Linked DNA regions of Homo sapiens: region 1 is linked to region 2. A link is a loop called in an ENCODE intact Hi-C map of the cell type or tissue named here. Cell type or tissue: IMR-90. All regions are shown on one strand. Links, peaks and the distances in the headings refer to the core of each region. The heading gives the core; the rest is flanking DNA. Region 1 has its middle 100 kb from the start of LHX9. Region 2 has its middle 38 kb from the start of LHX9.

The links. Peaks named below come from ENCODE experiments on the same cell type or tissue, not always from the same donor. Only the 100,000 strongest peaks of a DNase experiment are listed, where the experiment ranks them.
Region 1: a loop joins it to region 2, with 4 times the contacts of the local background. A loop is called at or near these places in 3 of 110 quality-filtered maps.

The regions. Positions count from the first base shown.
Region 1 is chr1:198,012,941-198,024,395 of GRCh38, reverse strand. No RefSeq gene overlaps it. Among named protein-coding and RNA genes, the nearest start is that of LHX9, 100 kb to the right of the region's middle. In IMR-90, for the core only: no CTCF peak of the experiment used is centred there; a DNase peak (open chromatin) is centred at 5,665.
Region 2 is chr1:197,950,100-197,961,554 of GRCh38, reverse strand. No RefSeq gene overlaps it. Among named protein-coding and RNA genes, the nearest start is that of LHX9, 38 kb to the right of the region's middle. In IMR-90, for the core only: no CTCF peak of the experiment used is centred there; a DNase peak (open chromatin) is centred at 5,884.

The DNA.
Region 1 (11,455 bases), core at 2,856-7,855, 63 kb before region 2:
AGAACCTATCAATTATCAATAAAGTGCTTAAAGAGCATGAACGGAAATGGCTACTGTTTCTAGATCAATTCTCTTCCCAGGCATGATTTCTGATAAATCACAGTGACTGAAGCATGAGTAGGCAGATTTAATTTTTTAAAGGTCTTGCCGTTGACCATGAAGCATGATTTACTGACTGCTGAGCACTCACTAAATGCTCAGTCCTAAATAATATTGTCCAGTATGTCCCTATCTAAATATGAATGACTTTTCTAGGCCTATTAGTTTCTGGTACTATTGAAATTCTTAATGGAAATTCTTTAACCAGTTTTTTTAAAACATATTTGCTCAATAAAATGCTAAAAGCATTTTATTTAAGTGGATCACTTGAGGTCAGGAGTTCGAGACCAGCCTGACCAACATGGTGAAACTTCGTCTCTAACAAATATATATATATATATGTATATATATTACCTGGGTGTGGTAGTGTGCACCTGTAATTCCAACTGCTCTGGAGTCTGAGGCATGAGAATCCTTGAACCTGGTAGTCGGAGGTTGCAGTGAGCTGAGATCGTGCCACTGCACTCCAGCCTGGGTGACAGAGTGAGACCCTGTCTCAAAAAAAAAAAAAAAAAAAGCTAAAACCTCTTTCCTATAATATAATCTATATGATTTACTTTATAACTTGAAGATGCCATTTTCTTTTCTCAGAGGTGTTACCTTTAACAAAGAATTTGGCCTGTACTTGTGGTAAAATGGAGCAAATTTCACTTTTTAAAACCTATTTTTTCTAGCTTTAGGGAAAAAAATCCCATTGAGCTGTTAACTTATTATGCTTTCAACAGAAATCTCATTACTAGTCAATAGGCAGCTATATTGCTCAGCTGAAGGTGACCTGCTGTGAAGTTTCTACAATCGGATTCTCCCATAAATCCATTTAATTCAAGCCTGCATAGCATGCCCCAAACCACTCATTATCCTTTTAACAGAGTTGATGAATTCTCACTTCCCCATTGTCAGAAGACTTAATCAACACTACTCATTACCGATAGTATAATTGACATATTTTTTGCTCAGGTTAGACCCTTTTGTCTTTCAGTCAACAACTTGTTCAGTATACAAATGTGAAAGTAATGCACTTATTCAATGCTAGTGAAAGTGCCAATGGACATGGTGGAAGCCCTGGAACGAGGTCTTTGGAGGGACTGGGAAGTGAGAAGGGAAGTTGGGCATTAGATTACATGATTATCATTAGATGCATTATAAAAAGAGTTAGCAAGCTTCCCAAATCGATATGGCACATACAAACCAATTCTGTTGATTTTGCAATGGTGGTGGTGATGGCCAATCAGAGTGGAGTTAGCAGACAAGAGTGTGTGAGGGACTGAAGTGCTGGGACACTTCCCCACGGATGTCCCCCATTTCTGCATATTTTTTAAGCAGAGGCACTGACTGCCTTTGTTTCAGACTATCATTTCAGGGGTCGTTCGTAGCGAGCATCTTTGGAAGGTACTGATAATGCTTCCCTCTAGAGCACAGGGCAGGCATATTTACTGTCCAGTATAAAATATTCAGGTTTCATAAGCTCAGAGTTTCTCCTCCAATCCAGTAAATGTGCCAGTATCATCTCGCCCTCTTCACATCACCCTGTGGCAATTGGGACTCAGGGAATGAGAGAAAGAAAATGTTGGTACTTTGGCTACTACTATTGGTGTGAATAACAGATTCCCTTGTCTCTGACCTAGAAGTCTCATGTGTCCTCGAGTGTCACTTACATGATACTCCATATAAGTAACAGATTAACTTGTCTTCTTTTAAGTAGGGTAAAGTTCTCAGCCCCTTCACAGCTCTTGGTATAGAGTAGTCCAACACTCATGAGCAGGGGAAGCCTTTTGGTGTCATTATTCTGTCATTTGAAAGATAATGAGGAGGTTTTTGGCAGGCCTCTCAAGTGATGAAAGCTAAACTCTAACACAGGTTTTCTGTGGTCAATGTCTACATGAGACTGAAAAATCAGGACCAGTTCTATCTTTGATAGATGAGCTTTAGAATGCTAATTCTATACCAGCAGGCCACTTTTAACTCTAAGGCAGTTCTGGTTTGCAGCTCTTCTAACAAGACATTCCAAACCCCCTTCTACTTTGCCACCTTCACTATAGAGGATAAATACTAATTTCCCTTCTTTCCTTGAAACTAGGGAAAGCTCTGGCCAATAAGATATAACCACAAGTCTGCTGGGGATTTCCAAAAGGCATTTGTTTTATTCTCATAAGCAGAAGCAACATGACTAGTGTTGCACTCCTTTCCTGCCTTGAACACAGATATGATGTTGGGAGTTATTGGGGAAGCCATCTCTTGACTGAAGAAAATCCGCAAGAATCTAAGAGATCATTAACTGAAATGTCAAGCCAGTTGGTCAACAGCAATATTGTTAGTAAAAATAATAAACTCCCATTTATTAAGGCCTATGTCGCTTTTCTGTTTCTTGCAGATATAAATATTTCTAACTATTACCCTCTTCTAGTTCTTGTCACCTGTAAAAGACATACTGAGCATGCTCGTCATGTTCTGTGAGGTGTATGTTTTGGATGGAAAACCAAAACTTTATTTAGCAGGCATATGCCACAAAGGAATTTCATTTGTTACAACATTTATTAATGAAAACCAGGAAAGGACAAGGAGATACAAATATAAATAGATAGATTATTTCACTGCCACTAGATTGTTCCACACAATGGATATTGGTTCTTAATACTTAAAAATAGAGTTGGAAGGAGATTAAAAGCAAACTTGAAAAAGGACCTGCAAATATTTTCTATTTAATAAGAATTCCCAGGAAAGGGAAAAAAAATCAACAAAAAGAGGACAAGAGGCCGGGCGCAGTGGCTCACGCTTGTAATCCCAGCACTTTGGGAGGCCGAGGCGGGCGGATCACGAGGTCAGGAGATCGAGACCATCCTGGCTAACACGGTGAAACCCCGTCTCTACTAAAAATACCAAAAAAATTAGCCGGGCATGGTGGCAGCGCCTGTGGTCCCAGCTACTCGGGAGGCTGAGGCAGGAGAATCGCTTGAACCTGGGAGGCAGAGGTTGCAGTGAGCCGAGATTGTGCCACTGCACTCCAGCCTGGGTGACAGAGAGAGACTCTGTCTCCAAAAAAAAAAAAAAAAAAAGAGGACAAGAATTATAAAGAGAGCACATTTCAGTAGCTGTAAGAAGTATAGCAGGCCAAAAAATGGCCCCCCAAAAGATATCCATGTCAAATCCCTGGAACCTGAGATTATTAATTTGTTTTGTAAAAGATATGATTAAGCAAGGCTCTCGAGAGGAGTATATCATGAATGATTTGAGTGAACCCTAAATGTCATCATGAATGTCCTTATAAAATAGAGATAGGAGATTTGACACAGACACACAGAGGATAAGTGACGTGGAGACAGAGGCAGAGATTGGAGTGGTATGGCCACGAGTAAAGGAGTGTCAAAGATGCTGGGAAACCACCAGGAGATAGAAAAAGGCAAGTAATGGATTCCCCCCAGAACCTCCAAGAAGAGTGCAGCCCTGCCACACCGCAATTTCAGAATTCTGGCCTCCAGAACTGTGCCTATTGTTTTAAGTCACCAAATTTTTGTGGTGATTGTTATGGTAACTCTAGAAAATGAATACAAAAGTTAATTGAAGAGTCAATGTATGATAAAGGAATCATCTGACAACAGACAGAACAAATAAGTTATTGGATTCATTTTGTGGAATGTTTATTGTATCGTGATGATGTACCGCCACAGGTTAAAAGTGATAAGATGAATAAAAACTAATTCCCACCTTTAGGAGATCCCAGTGGTGAGGATGATAGAACATTTACACAGATAACTATAATATGAGAAAGATGTAATAAATTCGTTTTTTTTTTTCTTTTTTTTTGAGACAGAGTCTCGCTCTGTTGCCCAGTCTGGAGTGCACTGGCACAATCTCGGCTCACTGCAACCTCCGCCTCCCAGGTTCAAGCGATTCTCCTGCGTTCAGCTTCCTGAGTAGCTGGGACGACAGGTGCATGCCACCACACAGAGCTAGTTTTTGTATTTTTAGTAGAGACGGGGTTTCACCATGTTGACCAGGCTGGTCTCGAACTCCTGACCTCAGGTGATCTGCCTACCTCAGCCTCCCAAAGTGCGGGACTACAGGTGTCAGCCACCGTGCCCATCCTAATAAATTCTTTATCAGTGGTATAAATGAAGTCTTCTAGAGATATGAAACTATTTCTGTCCATAGGAGGTCTAGGAAGCCTTACCAACCTTATTAGAAGATGCGAAGATGTGAATTAGACTGAAGAGGGGACACTGGAGAAGGGAGACTCCAGGGGAAAAGACACATCTTGAGTAAAGACAAAGAAAGGAGCATGTTGGAAGAGATATGTGACTTCTCTGGCTAGAAGATAAAATTGTGGGAGTTCTGAATGCCCTATGAGATAGCCAAGGAAAGTTTTGGGGCAGGAGCTCAGTACCACCCTTATGTTTCCAGGTTTATGGTGACAACTCTGGTGGCAGTGGATGGCATAGACTGGGCAGGGTGTGTAGGGAGATAGTAGGAAGGATTGCTGGGAAGCAGGGAGATCAGTTCAGAGACTATTACAATTATCTAGAAAAGGGGCAAAATAGCTGACCAAAACAGTGGTAGTGGGAATAAAAAGAAGATAACATCAAGGGATATAACAAAGGTAGATTTCATGAAATAAGAATTCTGAATGGACAAGCAGTAAAAGAAAGCAAAGAATGAAACATGTTTTCAAACCTGAGTAGCTGGGTGTTGTGTTTATTACAAACCACCCAAAACTATGGTGGGTTAAAATAATAACCAATTGTACTCACTATTCTTGATATTCAATGCTGCATAACTAACCATCTCAAACTTAGTGCCACAGAACAATCCTTTTATTATATTTGTAGATTCTGTGGGTCAGGAATTTAGACAGAGCATAGTGGGGATGGCTTGTCTTTCTTCTGTAATGTCTGGGGCCTCAGCCGAAAGTCTCCAATGTGTGGGAATTTGGGTCTGGAGCCACCTGGAGGCATATTTATCCACATATCTGCTGCCTGGGCTGGGATGACTCAAAGGCTGTACTCAGCTGGGATGGTTGACCATGGCACCTGCATGTGGCCTCTCCATGTGGCTTGAGCCCCTCTCAGCATGATGGCTGGGTTCTGAGACAAAGAACCACAAAAGGGAGCATGCAGAGAGTGAGTGATCCTAGAGACCAAGGCAGAAGCTGCATGGCATTTCATAACCTAGCCTCAGAAGTCACATAGCATCACTTTTTCTGTAGTCTATGGGTTGGTGCAGTCAATAGCGTTCCCAAATTCAAGGGAAGGGGACAGAGACCCCACTACTCAATAGGAGGAGCATCAGTGCAGAGGACCATCTAGAATAGGAAATATTGCAGTCATCTTTGGAAGACACAAATTGACACACCCATGAATTCTTTGGGTTAAGAATTCAGACAGGGTACATACTATAGGAATGGCTTGTCATTGCTCTACAGTGTCTGGAGCTTCAGCCCCTCCCAGTCATTGTAGAGCAATGAGTAGGATTGACTTGATGGCTGGGAGCCAGAATCATCTGGAGACTTCACTCTCATGTCAGGAACCTAGGCTGGTGTGACTAATGGCTGGAACTCATTAGGTTTCTCTCTCTCTCTCTCTTTTTTGTCTGTCCATGTGGCCTCTTGATGGCTGCCTCGGGGAAGTCAGACTTCTTACATAGTGACTCAAGCCTTCAAGAAAAAGTGTTCTAGTGTGTAAAGAAGAAGTTTGTGGCTTTTTATGACCTGCTTAGTAGTCACATAGCATCACTTACACTGTACTCTATTGGTCAAAGCAGACATAAGCCTGCCCAGATGTAAGGGGCAGGGATATAATCCCCTCCCTCAATGGAAGGCGTGTTTTAAATTGGCCACCCTGGAAGCAATGTTTTAAATTGGCCACCCTGGAAAAAGGATAACATTACTAGCCAAGGTCAAGGATAAATAGGCTTAAGAGTTTAGATAATGAAATTTGTTTTATAAAAAGTAAATTTGTGGTACCTAGCAGAATCCTGGCAACATGAATCTGAAGTATGAGAAATAGTCCCTATCAGAGAAATAAACTAATAAATGCATGGGGTAATTAAAACAACATATTTAATGAGAGGAGGCCTAAGAACCCAGACCTATGCATAGTGAATTTTGTTCGTTATTCACCCAACATTCATTTCCCACCCCTTCCTTTCTTACAGAATCCCAAATCCATTCATGGGTTCCTGTTTCAGACCCAAAGTAAGAGCCTGGTTTGTATAAAACAGTCATGGGAGCCCCATTCTCACTGGCTTTGACTGAGTATATGATGTCATTCCCATCAGGGAACAGGAGATAAAGTCTGTTGGGGTGCATCGTAAAAAGATTTCCTATAGGCCGGGCGCAGTGGCTCACACCTGTAATCCCAGCACTTTGGAAGGCCGAGGTGGGAGGATCACGAAGTCAGGAGATGGAGCCCATCATGGCTAACACGGTGAAACCCCGTCTCTACTAAAAATACAAAAACAAAATTAGCCGGGTGTGGTGGAGGGTGCCTGTAGTCCCAGCTACTCAGGAGGCTGAGGCGAGAGAATGGCGGGAACCCAGGAGGCAGAGCTTGCAGTGAGCCGACATCGCACCACTGCACTCCAGCCTGGGCGACAGAGTGAGACTCCATCTCGACAAAAAAAAAAAAGATTTCCTTAAAGAGGCAGAAAGACTTTGTCCCTATATTTTTTCCTTTGCTTGTTATCATGTCTGAGGATCTGAGCATGGTCAGAGAAAAGGAATGCCAGAGAAGATCCTGGATCCTTCCGTAACTCTGAACTGCTTGTTTTGTGAAATTAGTATATCCTATTATTTAAGTAAGATTGAGTTGAGTGAGGGCTTCTAATACTTTGAGCCCAAATCATCTTCCTAAATATGATCCTTGCTCATAACCCAATATTCCAAAATTCCCAGGGCATACTTAAACTTCGGCTCTGGAATTGAAAAGTTAAAATGTTCTAATTAAAAAGACTTCCTAAAACATTTAACATTATTTAATTACAGATTGTGACAGTTAATTTTATGCAGCTGCTTGACTGAGCCATGGGATTCCCAGATGTCTGACTAAACATTATTTCTCGGTGTGTCTCTAAGGGTGTTTCTGAAGGAGATCGGCATTCAAATTGGTAGATTGAGCAAATCAGATAGCCCTTCCCAGTGTGGACGGGCCAACTACCAACTGGTTGAGGCCCCAAATGAAACAAAAAGGAGGAGGAACACTGGATTCCTGCTCCCTCTGTTTGACTGCTTGAGCTAGGACATTGACCTTCCCCTGCCCTTGGTGCTCCTGGTCCTCAGGCCTTCAGATTGGAAAGGAATCTACACCATCAACCCACTGGCTGTCACGCCTTTGAACTACACCACTGGCCTTACCCGGCCTCCAGCTTGTAGATGACTTATTGTGGGACTTTTTCACCTCTATAATTGTGTGAATTGATACATTATAATAAAAAGTTTTTAGGATATATAGGTATACACACACACACACACACACACAATTGGGTTTGTTTCTTCAGAGAATCCTAATACACAGATTATTAATGTATATTAATGGTATGGTTTGGATGTTTGTCCCCTCCAAATCTCATGTTGAAATGGGATACCCAATGTTGGAGTAGGCCTGGTGGGAGGTATTTGGATCATGAGCCTGGATCACTCATAAATGGCTTAGTGCCATCCCTTTGGTGACGAGTTAGTTCTTGCTCTGGTAGTTCATGCGAGATCTGGTTGTTTAAAAGAGTGTGGAATCTCCCTGCTCTCTCTCTCTCACTCCCACTCTTAGCACACAATGCACCTGCTCTGCCTTCACCTTCCACCATGACTGTAGGCTTCCTAGGGCCCCCACCAGAAGTTGAGCAGATGCTGGCACTGTGCTTCTTGTACAGCTTGCAGAACCGTGAACCAATTAAACCTCTTTTCTTTATATATTACTCAGTCTCTGGGTAAAGAAAATCTGGCACATATTCACCATGGAATACCATGCAGCCATAAAACATAATGAGTTCATGTCCTTTGCAGGGACATGGATAAAGCTGGTAGCCATCATTCTCAGCAAACTAACACAGGAACAGAAAACCAAACACCTCATGTTCTCACTCATAAGTGAGAGTCAGACAATGAGGACACACAGACACAGGGAGGGGAACATCACACACTGGAGAGGGAGACCATTAGGACAAATAGCTAATGCATGCAGGGCTTAAAACCTAGATGATGGGTTGATAGCTGCAGCAAACCACCATGGCACATGTATACCTGTGTAACAAACCTGCACTTTCTGTGCATGTATCCCAGAACTTAAAGTAAAATTTTTTTAAAAAAAGGATTTCAAGATGAAAAAAATAAAATATATTACCCAGTCTGAGGTATTTCTTTATAGCAACACAAGAATGGACTAACACAATTAGTGTACTGCATTTGTATTGTATGGTACTTGACACATACTTAGCACAAATTATGTCATTTGATCTTTACGACACCTTTTGGAAATAAGCAATGTGGGCATATTCCATTTTCAAATGAGGTAAATGAACATTCTGCTTTAAGTCCTTTTGTGAAATTATACATGGTTTAAATAATAAATCTTATTCTACTTTTCATATTCCACTTTGCTTTGCAGATAGTACCTATTCACTAAATATTTGCATATCTTAAATTTATAGCCCTCACTAAGATAATTTTGAAGGCAGAAAATAATGATTATGTTCAAACACTAGCCAATATAAAATACTCTGGCAAGGATTTGATCATAGACAAGCACAGAATTGTAAGGTTTGTTTACATTAAATGCTCAGTCAGCTTGAAATATGGTGGTAGACTATCTTGGTGCTTAGTAACCCTCATGCTTTATGGGAAGAGGTCAAAGAAACAGGGGTAAGTTCAAAACATTATTCTTTTAATCTAGCATAGTACCAGGAACACAAGTGAGCCTGATCTTATTATTTAACTGACAATAATTTAAGTACTGAGCTATTTCACATGAAATAAGCATTTAGGAGCATGTAATCTACTTCAAATCATCTATTTATGATGGCTTCTTCCTTTACTGTTAAAAGATATTAATTGTAAAGGTAAACATTGGTTTTAACAGCTAGATCTTCTTTAACCATTTCTCTTAGTCAAACTCCATCAGTTTTGACAAGCAAGCTTTTATAAAAGCATATTCTTTTAACACGCCTGCTAAATTAGCTTGTTGCTATGTATTAACTTAAAATACTACTTTAACTGTTACACCAACAGCCAAAAACAGATGGGATTGCTGCAAGATGGTGCAGAGAGAGAAGCTCTTGGGACATAAACTGATTTTGTTGTCTTAATGAGACCTATTTTGGAATAATTCTTTTTTCAAGTCCTTGCCACAAAGGAGAATAATTTTTTTTTTGTTTACAGAAAATGTGGAAATTCACAAACCAAAAAAAAATATTCTCTAGTGGAAAGGTGTTACACACATATAAAACAATAATTATTATTATCCAAAGTATATGTTCATACTACCAGAAATCTATGTAGATCCCAAGAGGAAAGTTCTTTCCTTAAGCAATTCTTTTGCACCTCTCTTTATATTAAAAAGAATAAGTTTGAGAAGGTGGAAAATATTACAAATGAAAGAAACATTGAAAAGGGCAGAAATATAAAAATAAACAGTTTTCTCCCAATGCTTTATTTACTATGGGTTTGTCTCTGTCTTCATACCTCAATATCAAGGCTAAGCAGAGTTTGAGCTGAAGGCTTCTGATCCTATGAATTACTTATTCATCAATTATTTGTGAAACACCTACTATGTGCTGGGCATTGTCACAGGTACTACGTGTAATATGGTGAGCAAAAATGGACACTGCCCATAATTTCATTAAGCTCATAGTAAAGAAACTAAAAACTCTTTTTTATACAACCTGAAAGGCCATTACCTACTGTGTCACATTTTGCTACAAAATTCTGTGAAATTTGGGTTTTTTTTTCTTGTTTTTTCCTCTTATGAGCCATAATACCTGCCATCCATATTGTTTTTATGAATGGCATTCCATTTAGTTTTGTCTCTTGCCTTTCATTTCCTATTTTCTACCCATAGTCAAGGCTTCTAAGTACATTATTAGTATTTTCTCATTAGGATTTTTATTTTCTACCTAAATGTCATTCTGAGAGAGTTATCCCTCACTTGATCTTCCAGCCAGTAGACCTTAGGGGAAAGATCATTCCCAAATAAAGCAGCTGAAAAACACCATGGGGTATTTCAACTTGGGATTCCATGTCTTCCTGTCTTACAACTTTATCCCGGCCTTCACTTTGTTTTAAATGTTTGAGAATAAAAGACCAGCTATGAGTACCATCTGCTTAAATCCCTCTACCTTGTCCAGATCATTAATGAAGACAATTAAAAATAGTTCTCATGAGAAAATAAGATAAGCCATTATTAAGAGGAAATCAGGTACACTTACATTTTCTATTTCCTATAGGTAAAGCATTTTAGATGTAGTTAATGTTATATTTTCACTTCAAAATAGATATTTAACGTATACTAGACATGAAAGGCACGATACTGTGGTTCATAATGAATTCTGCCTTTATGGACAATGGCTTTTAGTGTAGAAGTTAAAATATGTATGAAAGCATAGCAAGATGGAGGTTGATGTGTGCATGAAGAGGTGCAGTTTTATATATTCATTTATGTGGCGCTTATTGTGTTCCAGGTACTCTGCTAGGCATTTTGTATAGAAGGAGAGGGTGCATTAGACAAGGTTCCTCAAAGGTCCGGCATTGCTGCAGTCTATGAGAATTCAGTTACATAAACCTTACAGATGGCACTTGGCTGTGCAACACTAAATTTCATTTTCTTTGATTACTTTACATGGATTTTATTTAATAATTTTGTTAAAGTATGAAGTATTTTAAGTGAGACATACGAGATGTTCCATGTGATGTGTTCAAACCTGATAGGCTTTATTGAATGGTAACTCTATCTCATTAGTAACTCATTCAAAGACAAATTGTTGTAGGGGTAGGGAGCTTGGAGGGGCAGGGAGAGAGGAGATAGACATATTGCAGATTAGAAGACAAAAATCTTTTTTTTTTTTTTTTTTTTTTTTGAGACAGTGTCTTGGTCTGTCACCCAAGCTGGAGTGCAGTGGTGTGATCCCAGCTCAATGTAGCCTCAACCTTCTGGGCTCAAGTGATTCTCCCACCTCAGCTTCTCTAGTAGCTGGGACTACAGGTGCAAGCTGCTAATTTTTGTATTTTTGTAGAGACAGGGTTTTGCCCTTGTTGACCAGGATGGTCTCGAATTCCTGGGCTCAAGCAATCCACAGCCTCAGCCTCCTACACCCAGCCAGCATTAAAAAAAAAAAAAAAAAAACTATTTTAACTTATTGCTAAAAAAGGTTTACTTTA
Region 2 (11,455 bases), core at 3,296-8,295:
GTTGTGCAAAAAAACTGGACGATGCAAACTATACATCTTCCAAAGTCCCCATTTAAGCCAACCTAGTAATATAAAGTCATCACACCTGGGGTGTTACCCCATCCCACAGTCTTCTCAGAAAACTTCCATTATCCACCCCCACCTACAGAGAGAAATTTGGCCTTCTGATTTGTACCAGATGACACCGCCTCATCTTGTGACCACAGTGGTGCCTATCAGAATTTCTCTCAGTGGTTTGGAATTGTGAGAGAGGCAAGTCAGTTAGCTACTCTATTCCCTCATTTCAGCCCATGTACACTCAGGGGCAGTGGTGCAACCATGTTGAACACGTGCTGAGTAGCAAACACTCAACCACAGGAAAGTGAGGTGGGTGGGAGAAAGTAAAAGTCAAGAGAGAAGCCGAGGCAAAAGACCCTGTGGGGCTGGAGAGGGGAGGAAAAGCGAGCCGCTACCTGGTCCCAATGTCATTCCAGCCCCTATTTCTAGTCCCTCAGATTCAACCACAATTATTTCTTCTTATTTTTACTTTTTAAAATGGACAAATCATGATTGTATACATTTATGAGATACAATGTGATGTTTTGAGTATGTATACAATGTGGTATGTTTAATGCAAGCTGATTAACATATCTATCACCTTGCTTTCCTATCACTTTTTATAATTATAATAAGACATTTGAAATTTACTCTGTTATTTTGAATTAGATAATACATTATTATCGACAATAGTCACCCTGGTGTGCAATAAAATCTCAAAATCTATTCCTCTTGTCTATCTGAAACTTCGTACCCTTTGATCAACAGCTTACTCCCTATCCCACAGATAAATGGATAAAGAAAATGTGGTATATGTCCACCATAGAATATTATTCAGCCTTTAAAAGGGAGAAAATCTTGTCAATTGTGACAATGTGGATTAATCTAGAGGACATTATGCTAAGCAAAATAAACCAGGCACAAAAAGACCAATACTGCATGATTTCATTTACATGTGAAATCTAACCAAGCTCAACTCATAGGAGAAAGAGTAGAATGATGGTTACTAAGGGCTTGCAGGGTAGGGAGGTAGGGAACGGGAAGTTGCATTTATTTCTTCCCGTTTCGTTTTCCCTTAAGCTAGTTCGAATGAGTTTTCAACTTAAGTCTGTTACAGCTCTTCTTACCGTCCTCTTTTACACATCTAATCATGTCCTATCCTCTTCCCACCACATGAAGCATACCACCTAGAAATCACATACTTCTTCCTAACTGCTCCCTTCTCATACTTTTCAGGTAGAATTTTGTGAAAATGTTTATGTAGGTATCTATTGCTGCAGTAAATTAGGCAAGTTTGAGAATAATCAATATTTGTTCTCACTTCTCTCTTGAATTTGGGACTTTTAGGCCCCTTTATTAAAAGGAATTTCCTTTTAAAATCTACTTACCTTTAATCAGAACCAGAAACATACAATCAACATTTTTCAATAACTGTAACAGCAATAGCAACAACTAAGAAGCAGTTGTTTTTCCCTTCACTTTGATTTCTGGTTAGTCTGTCTGGTGTGCTTGTTTCCACCCTTTAAAAAATAAAGAGAAAAGACTTTCTACCTGAATTTCCATATTTTTAATGATTTAGCACATTGACCTGCCAAAAATCCCAAGGCTTAAAAACCCTAATAAGGCCTTATAATAATAGAGTTTCTCCTCAGAACAAACTTCTCCTCAAGAGCACCTGAGTCAGCTGGTTCAAAATGTAACAAGTTTCCTAACAAGCCCTCCTACTCCACATCTCAGCAAAACCAGAAAGGAGAATAGTGTTCCCAGGCACAAACCAGCAATCAGAGAATTCCAAGTACAATTCAAGCCAATGCAAAGAATTAGCAAGGAGACACCTCCAAACTCAGAAACAATATGGACTTTAAAAATATATATATTGACATTACAGTTTTGGAAACATAAATTGCATCTTTTTTTCAGATGTGGGGCTCACAATTTTTCTGGCTAAGATAACATGCTATCATTATAAATACACATAAAGGTCTATTTTTTTTAATATGAAGGGTGGGACATTTCCATCTCAATGCACATTAACAAACTTTTTTGGTCTCTTGACATTAGAGGTCTTTCTCTACCTCTCTTCCAGGTGAAAACCACCTGGCAAGGTGACACCTTGTACATATGAAATCCGAATTTAAAATTGCCTTCTAATGTCAAGGGTTACTAAAAAATAATGTTGACCTGCTCTTCTCTCTCTTCCCTAAAGAAAATAAAAAAGGACATAGGATTTTAATTCAATAAAAGTGTTTTACAAAATCTACCACCTGAACAAGAATGTTTGGCAGCAAATGACCAACTCACCTGGGTGGTGGCATTTTCTTCCCCAAGATGTTCAGAATTGGTGGGAGAATGTGAAGTCATCTGAACTAGGACCTCTTGAAGTTGCTTCCAGGCATGTGGTTTTATTATTCATTAACTTCCAGGAATACAGTAACATTTTTATTAGCCTGCCCTCTCCTTGTGGAAACAGTAACAAACAGAAGTTGCAGCCTTGGGGGCACTTTTAAAACTTTAAGACTCTCATTAATTAATGGATTTTACCTGTTAGTCAAAGGCCTTTCTGTAAATTGGATTTGAGGACTCAGGACACAGTGGCCACAGTCTCCATTTTAAGAATTTCACTCTCTGGTCTCCACCTCCTCTCACACCAGCTCACTTCCTCTGGTACCATGACTCCAGCAATCCTTTGCCAGCCCAGGGAACCTCAATCTGTTGATCCGCCACCTTTTCAAGGTCCCTCAGCCCCATCGTGTCATCACTGTTCTGTAACAGCTCAGCCTTCGTAGTTCATCATGATAATTGCTCCCTTGGTTAGACCCTTCACTCCATGGGCCCTCTCTCACCTTGTCTTCCTTGTTTGGCAAAACTCCAGCTCTCTGCCTAATCCATGCCTGCACCTGCTCAGCTGATTGTGGCTGGAGACAGGCCAGTCTCTGTTTAAATTCACAACCGTAACCTTAAAGGGGACCCTTCCAACTGGCAGGAAATTCAGCCATCATTTCTGAGTCCATGCATTCTCGCTTTCCCAAACCATTGTTTCATATCTTCTTTTTCATCAAACCTCTCACTCCTCCTTACCTATTTTCTCTCTCAGTTGTCACCTTTCTTCCTTTTTCACTGAGAAAACTGAAGTAGTCAGTAGAGAATTTCCACAAACTCCCAAACATCACATTTACCCACCCCCTGCATCTGTGCTACAAACTCTTTTTCCTGTTAGTCTGAATAAATGCCTGAGTTTTGGGGGGGACACCACATTCCATCTCCTCTCACCTATTGGAGAATGTCACTCCAGCAAACCTCTCCTCTCCTTCCCCACTATCAGTTTTCCCATCTCTGAGATATCTTTCCCACCAGCAGACACACATCTTGTCACTGATTGCATCTTAACTACTGCTTACTACCTGCTCACTCAACATCTCCCCTTGAATATCAAATACATATCTCAAACTTAATTTGTCTAAAGCCAAGATCCTGGTGTCCCATCCCCCAACTCCAGATCCTTCCTCCCACAGCTTCCCCACCTCAGCCAATGGCATCTCCATCCTCTGGTTGCTGAGTTTAAAATTTTTGGAGTGATTCTTAATTCCTTTCATTCACATCCCATATCCAATCCTGTCAACAAATTATTTGAATCTTACTCTCAAAATATATTCAAAATGTGATCACTTCTTGCCACCTCCATTACTCTAGCCTGGTTAAATCTACCATCATTTCTCAACTGAACTATCACAATAGTCTCCTAAAAAGTTTATCAGCTCCTCAGACTTTTCTCAACACCACAGCCCAGGTAATCAAGCTAAAATGTTAGACATTAGACGTCTTGGGTCACATCTCTGCTGCAAACCCCCCAGTGGCTTCACATCCCACACAGAGTTAAAACTACAGTGTGATGAATGCCTTACAGAAAAGACCCTGCATCATCAGCTTCCCCTGCACCCATTAAGGCTCTGAGCTCAACTCTTCAGGCTCTCACACTTCCACCACCCTGACCTGTTTTCTGTTCTTTTCTGTTCCTCAGGAGCACTCAGGCCATCTCACGACAGGAATTCTCATTTCACAGATAGCTACATGGCTCTCTCTCTCTTCCCTCTTCCAGGTCTTTACTCAGCTGCCATCAACTGTCATTGAATACTATTTTTATATTGTGCTTAGGTTGGTATTTAAGCTCTCTTTGACCATAATAGACAATAAACTAGAATACAAGCTTCATGTAGTCTGCCTGCTACCATATCCCAGCACCTGGAACCGTGCCTGACACATAGGAGGCCCTCAAAAAAAAAGCTTGTTGAGTAAATCAAGAATGATGTGATAGCTGCCAGGTCACTTACTACCCTAGCTTGCAGTGCATCCATGTCTTAGGTGGTACCCTTTTGTTGCCTTTAAAGCAAGGATAATTAAATGTCACTCTCACTATCTCACCTTTGGGCTGGTAGGATGCAGACTGATAAAAATTAGAAGCAAATAGAAGACAGCTAATAGAGATCAGATATGGCAGACTGTATTGGTCAGCTCAGGCCGCCATAACAAAATACATGATTGTTGACTTCAACAACAAAAATCTATTTCTCACAATACTGGAAGCTAGAAGTTCAAGATCAAGGGTCTGGCCAATTTGGTTTCAGATGAAGACTCTCTTCCTGGCTTCTAGACAGCCACCTTCTTTCCATGTCCTTATAAGACCTTTCCTTGGTGAATACCTAGAGAGAGAAAGAAAACCAGCTCTCTGGTGTCTTGTCTTAGACTTCAACCCCAGGGACCTACCCTTATGAACTTATTTGATTTTAATTACTTCATTAGAGACCCCATCTCCAAATACAGCCACACTGGGAGTTAGGACTTCAACATATGAATTGCGGGGGACACAACATTCAGTCTATAACATGACCTGGTTGAGGCTGAGCATAAAGTAAGCCAACTTGTATTTTTCTTCATGAGTATAGCATATATAGGATTCAATTCCTAGAATATCCTTCTGTTTGTCCTCACACATGATATTGTTTGATGGTATATGATTATGCTTTTCTTTCCTGATATAATTATTATAAGTTTGTTTAAGATGCACAAATCTGTCACATTATCTCATCCACAAAAACAAAATAAAAGCATTACTTTAGTACTGACTTTTAAGGTTCTACTCATTATCTGATTCCCTAGTAATTAACAAATGGTCCAGAATTTACAAGTGCTTTCCTTAATTTGTTAATCTATCTATGTACAAGTATTTGCTATGCTCAAGTACAGGTACAGGCCCCAAAAACCACAAAAGAGGCACCTGGTGCTGTCCCCAGATGGAAGGAGCCTACAATCTTAGGGGAAAATATTTACACAGAGCACACAGCACTCAAATAGTGAAATACATGATAGAGTGACATGACAAGGTGCCACAGACAATACATGCTGTAGAATATCAGAAGTTTTCTGTGCACTTTGAACTAAATAAAGCCTCTTGGTGGCATTTCTACATATGAAAATAGTGTTGGTTCATCCCAGTGAACTTTAGTCATATGTGACATGAATTTCAAAAGTGAACACATTGAAAGCCAATGTGTCCTGATCAGGAGAAGAGAAACACCCCACAGCTCTGCTTTCTGATAGCCAGGGAGGAAAGGATATCTTCTCTTCTGACACTGGTCAGATTTAAGGGAGAGGAGGAAAAGTCGAGATACTGGTAGAAATGTTTGCCTTTGAGTGTAGGCTCATTGCTTTTTAAAATCAAGACCCACGTGGCAGTCACCAGAAGGAATTTACACATAAGACAAACTGTTATCCTGAGGAGTACATGCGTGGGTGGAAGAGAATTTCTTCTTAAATATTGTTTTCACACTGGTGAATGGATGATGAAGTGTTTGCAGTCTTTCGGGGGAAAAAATGTTGTCTCCTACCTAACTTACTGGAATGAGCACAAAAAATTTGGCAAATTTCCTGGCAGAATGTTACTGTGTAACCAGTAGGAGAATGTGAAATATAATATGCCTAAAATTATCTAATCACATTTTTTAAAAGCCCTAGACTTATTTTAGTTCAATTTTGTAAAATTTAATTCTATATCTATGGAGTATTCATTACACAAATGAATGGATACAAAATATTTTGATAGTTTGTTATATTGAAAAATATTGTTTATAAAGAGATATATTCTAAAACAAAGAGTTTTCCCTGCTTAGAAAATCAAGGGCTGCGTTTCTGTGTATTTCCTGGTTGTTAATGAATATTGATGGCAACTGGACTGTGCCAGGTTTGACACTCTGTCACCTGGTGTGAGTACAAGGGAAAGTCAGTCACTTTCAAGGCACAGTACTTCCCTATAACAAGTCCTTGTACTTTGAACAGTGCACGTTCTATAGCAGCTCTGAGTATTTTGCAATTTATCTCTGAAAAGGATTTGATGCAACGATAGCTGTAGAATCTTCTCAGACAATAGCGATGTTTTCAGCACCTTGCCTTAAAAAGTAGAATCTTAATGGGCTATGATAACTTGTTCCAGGGCCTGGTTTTTATCACACAAAAACCAAGCATTACAAAAATTTTGACACTCTTTGTCCTGCTATTTGGCTTTGTCAACATCATACAAGAGACTGTAGTGATAGAAATGGTGTAATCCCCTGATGGTTTCTTCCTGCCTGCTGCACAAGTAAAGACCACAGCATTGAAGTAAAGGAAGAGTTTAATTGACAGAAGACCAATCATGTCATGCCAGAGACAGAGTTATTACTCAAATTAATCTCCTTAAAGGCTCACAGGTTAGGTTTTTTTTTTTTTTAATTAGTTAGGGGGAAGGAGTGGGGGTGGCTGTGCAATGTGTGCTTAACTGCTGATTGGTTGGGGAGAACATGAAGTCATAGGGGGTTGAAGCTGTCCTCTTGCATTGAGTTGCTTCTGGGTGGGGCCACAGAAGAGTCATTGGTCAATGGGTCCAGGTAGAGCCATGGGTGTGAGACATGCAAAAAACCTGAAAAGATACCTCAAAAGGCCAATCTACATAGTGAGGTTATATGCAAAGGTAACTGACAAGTTGCGTATCTTGTAACCAGTCTACACCTTAGCAGAATTCAGATTCCTCTCCTCCCCATAGCCTGGTGGTCTTTCATTAGCTTACAAAGTTGAGTTTTGAGGAAGGGCTATTATCATTTAAACTATAACCTAAATGTCTCTCAAAGTTAGCTAGGCCCAAAAGCCCAGGAATAATTGAGGAAAAGGCAAGATGGAGGTTGGGTTAGACCAGATCTCCCCACTGCCATAATTTTCTCACTGATACAATCTTTGCAAAGGCAGTTTCAGTGGAGCACATATTAGTTTGGAATATGTGCTTCTGTACAGGAGGTGGCTTTGGTATTTCCCAGAACCATTGTTTCTTTATAAATAAGACAGATAACAGATAAGAAACAAAAAATCAATATAGATATAATTTCATCACCCCCCTCCAAGACAAACAAAAAAATGTTACTAGCCCACCTCTTCTTATACTATTGCTCTCATGCTCAAACCTTTCCTTTTTTCTCTCCACTTTCCACCTAAATTTACATTCTTCCTTTGCATGAATCCCAGGTTCCAGGTGAATGAACTTATTCTCTTTATCTCCAGGCACATTGTTTGATTCCTCTCCTTTGTACTATTGCTCTGTTAAAGCAAACTAAGTATGGCCCAAGAAGTTCTCTGAACTTCTATATTTGAGTCCTTGTGGAGGAACCGCAACCTAGCTTAATAGGTTGACAGACTGAAAACCTAACTCAGGAGTATGCACCTGTAACAATGGCTAAGTATTGGCCAATCTCAGTGGCCATACTTCAACCATTCATCACTGCTGAGTGTTCAAACTGTGTCCAAATAAGGCAAACACCAATCTGTAGCTAATCCAGCCGTTCTGTACCTCACTTCCGATTTCTGTACGTCATTTCCCTTTTTTTGTCTATAAATCTTCTTCCACCACGTGGCTGCGCTGGAGTCTCTGTGAATCTGCTGTGATTCTAGGGGTTGCCTGATTCACAAATCATTCATTGCTCAATTAAACTCCTTTACATTTAATTTGGCTGAAGTTTTTATTTTATCAGCTCTAACTGTCCCTTTTTCATGTATTTATTCATCCTACTCCACCCTGAGAATTCAACCCCTCAATTCTTCTTAAATTTCCTTTAAGACTCACTTTATATCTTATGAACTAGTTGTATGATCATTTCAATCTGAAATGATCTTTGTTTTCCATAAACACCAATAATAATTATTGGCCATAAAATTGATATAGCCATCAATTACGTGCATCAACAAGAGGCAAGATCATGTAATGTCTTTTCTATTTCTGGCTGCCACAATTTTTAAATACTGTATTTTTTACGAAATTTCTCCTATTTACTATTTGACCCTGTAACTGCTCAACAGGTTCAATTTGCCCACTGCCTAGACAGAGCCGGTTTATCAACACAGGGGAATTGCAATAGCGAAAGCATTTAATTCACACAAAACTGGCTGTACAGGAGAACGGAGTTTTATTATTACTCAAATCAGTCTCCCCACGTATTTGGGGATCAGAGTTTTTAAGGATAATTTGGTGGGTGGGAGGCCAGTGAGTAGGGAGTGTGGATTGGTTGGGTTGAAGATGAATCATAAGGAGTTGAAGCTGTCCTCTTGTGCTGTGTCCTCTTGTGGGGCCACAAGACCAGATGCACCAGTTTATTTATCTGGATGATGCCGGCTGATCCATTAAGTGCAGGGTCTGCAGAATATCTCAAGCACTGATCTTAGGTTTTACAATAGTGAGGTTATCCTGAGGAGTAATTTAGGGAGAGTCAGAATCTTGTAGCCTCCAGCTGCATGACTCCTAAACCATAATATCTAATTTTGTGGCTAATTTTTTAGTCCTGCAAAGGCAGTCTAGTCTCCAGGTAGAAAGGGGTTTTATTTTGACAAAGGGCTGTTATTGTCTTTGTTTCAAAGTTAAACTATAAACTAAGTTCCTCCCAAAGTTAGTTGGGCCTATGCCCAGGAATGAACAAGGACAGCCTGGAAGTTAGAAGCAACATGGAGTTAGTCAGGTCAGACGTCTTTCACTGTAATAATTTTCTCAGTTATAATTTTGGTTTCACACCCAGAATAAAATTGTAAATTTCTTGAAGATGGTGACCATATCATAGTCATATGTTTAATTCCCTTAAGCAATGGTTCTCAAATTGTGGTCCATGGACCAGCAACATCAGCATTACCTTGGAAATTGTTAGATGTAAATTTTTATGTGACACCCAAGACCTTCTGAATCAGAAATTCTAGGGTTCAGGCCCAGCAATCTGTGCCTTAACAAGCCTTCAGGTGATTCTGATGCTAAAGTTTGAGAATCAGTGCCCTAGAGCATCTAAAACAGTGCCCTGAACACTTATACAATCCATATCCATTCGATAAATATTTATGAAGTGCCTACTACATGCCTAGCATTATGCTAGAAATACAGTGCAAAGTAGAAATGGTCCCTGGCTGCATGCATGAGTTTGTAGGCTAGTGAGGGAGACAGACATTATTAAGTAATCTCACAAATAAACATAAAATGGCAGCTGTCATAAGTTGTATAAAGGAAAGGCACGTGATGCTGTGAAAGCTTATTGTGGAAAATTGGTCTTGTCTTAGGTGTGCTTCTGAAAAAGTGTCACTTAAGCTGGAAATGAAGGATAAGTATGTGTTTTAACAGGTCAAAAGGGACCAAAGCACATTCCATGCTGAGGGAGCAGCGCTGCAAAGGCCTGTGTTGAAGGAGAACGTGGCCAGTGTGGCTGAAGCCCAGGAAGTCAGGAGCATAAAAGATGGTCCTTCCATCTCAAATATAAAACTCTGGCCTTTTTTTGTAAAATGCTGGAGAGCAATCTAGGAAGGGTTTAAAGCAGGATGACTGGGGTGGGGTTGGGGTCGTAACATTAGAGTTATGTTTTGAACACATCACATAATTTGGGAAATAAGTTAAAGGGGTCAAGAGTAGCTGTAGCAGGACAAGTTAAAAATGTTTGCTGTAGTCTAAAAAAATAAAGATGCTAGCTTATACCACAGCAAAGGGGAAAGTGAATTTGAAAAACATTTAAGAAGTAAAATGTTTAAAAACATTAAGAAGTAGAATGTGATGACAGATCTGATATTAAAGAAAACTAAGTGTCAAGGACCACTCCAGGGTTTCTAGTTTGCATAACAGGCAATCATGGGGTCATTCCTTAAAATAGCAAACATTGGATAGAGAGTGGATTTACCTGAGTACACATGGACACAAAGAAGGAAACAGCAAACACTGAGGCCTACTGGAGCAGGGAGGGTGGCAGGAGGGTGAGGTCCAAAAAACTACCTATAAAGTACTATGCTTATTTCCTGGGTGACAAAATAATCTGTACACCATACCTTCACAACATGCAATTTACCTATATAACAAATCTTTACAGGTGCTCCTGAACCTAAAATAAAAAAAAAAGTTTAAGAAAAATAAATCTACTATTTTTTTTTTTTTTTTTGAGATGGAATCTCACTCTGTCACCCAGGTTGGAGTGCAGACATGATCTCGGATCACTGCAACCTCCACCTCCTGGATTCAAGTGACTCCCCTGCCTCAGACTACCAGGTAGCTGGGATTACAGGTGCATGCCACCAAGCCCAGCTAATCTTTTTTATTTTAGTAGAGACAGGGTTTCATCATGTTGGCTGGGCTGGTCTCGAACTCCTGACCTCAGGTGATCCTCCCACTTTGGCCTACCAAAGTGCTGGGATTACAGGCTTGAGCCACTGCACTTGGCAAAAACCTACTTTTTATAGCAATTTTGAAATATTAAAAAAGAATATACTACTTTTTATAGCAATTTTGAAATATTAAAAAAGAATATAAAAAAGCCTTTACTATTTTCAAAGAAAAATTAGCATTTCTAAGAGCTATGTATGGAATTACACTAATCATTTTGGAGTAGAGGAAGTTCACAGATAAAATCTACTACCTTTGAGGGTAAACATGTATTGTTGGAATTATCAAGCCCAACATAAACAGAGGTGTGGTGGGGACAGTAGAGTGGCTTAATGGTTGTGTCGGTAGTTTATCTGGGTAACCTTTAATGTTGTTTACAGTCCTGAGATATCAAGTAGCAATCTTAACTGGCCCTTTAAGTGTCATAAACTGAAGTTTGCAAAAATGTTTTGAAATAAAAAATATTATATATGAAAAAAGAAAAGAAAGTGGGCTTAGGGACTGATCTGTTTCTCCACCCAAATCTCACGTCAAATTTTAATCCCCAATATTGGAGGTAGGGTCTTGGGGGAGGTGATTGGATCATGCGGGTGGATTCTTCATGAATGGTTTAGCACCATCCCCAGTGATGTTCCTGTGATAGTGAGTGAGTGAGTTTTCATGAGATCTGGTTGTTTAAAAGTATGTGGCACCTCCCGCCTCTCTCTTCCTTCTGCTCTGCCCATG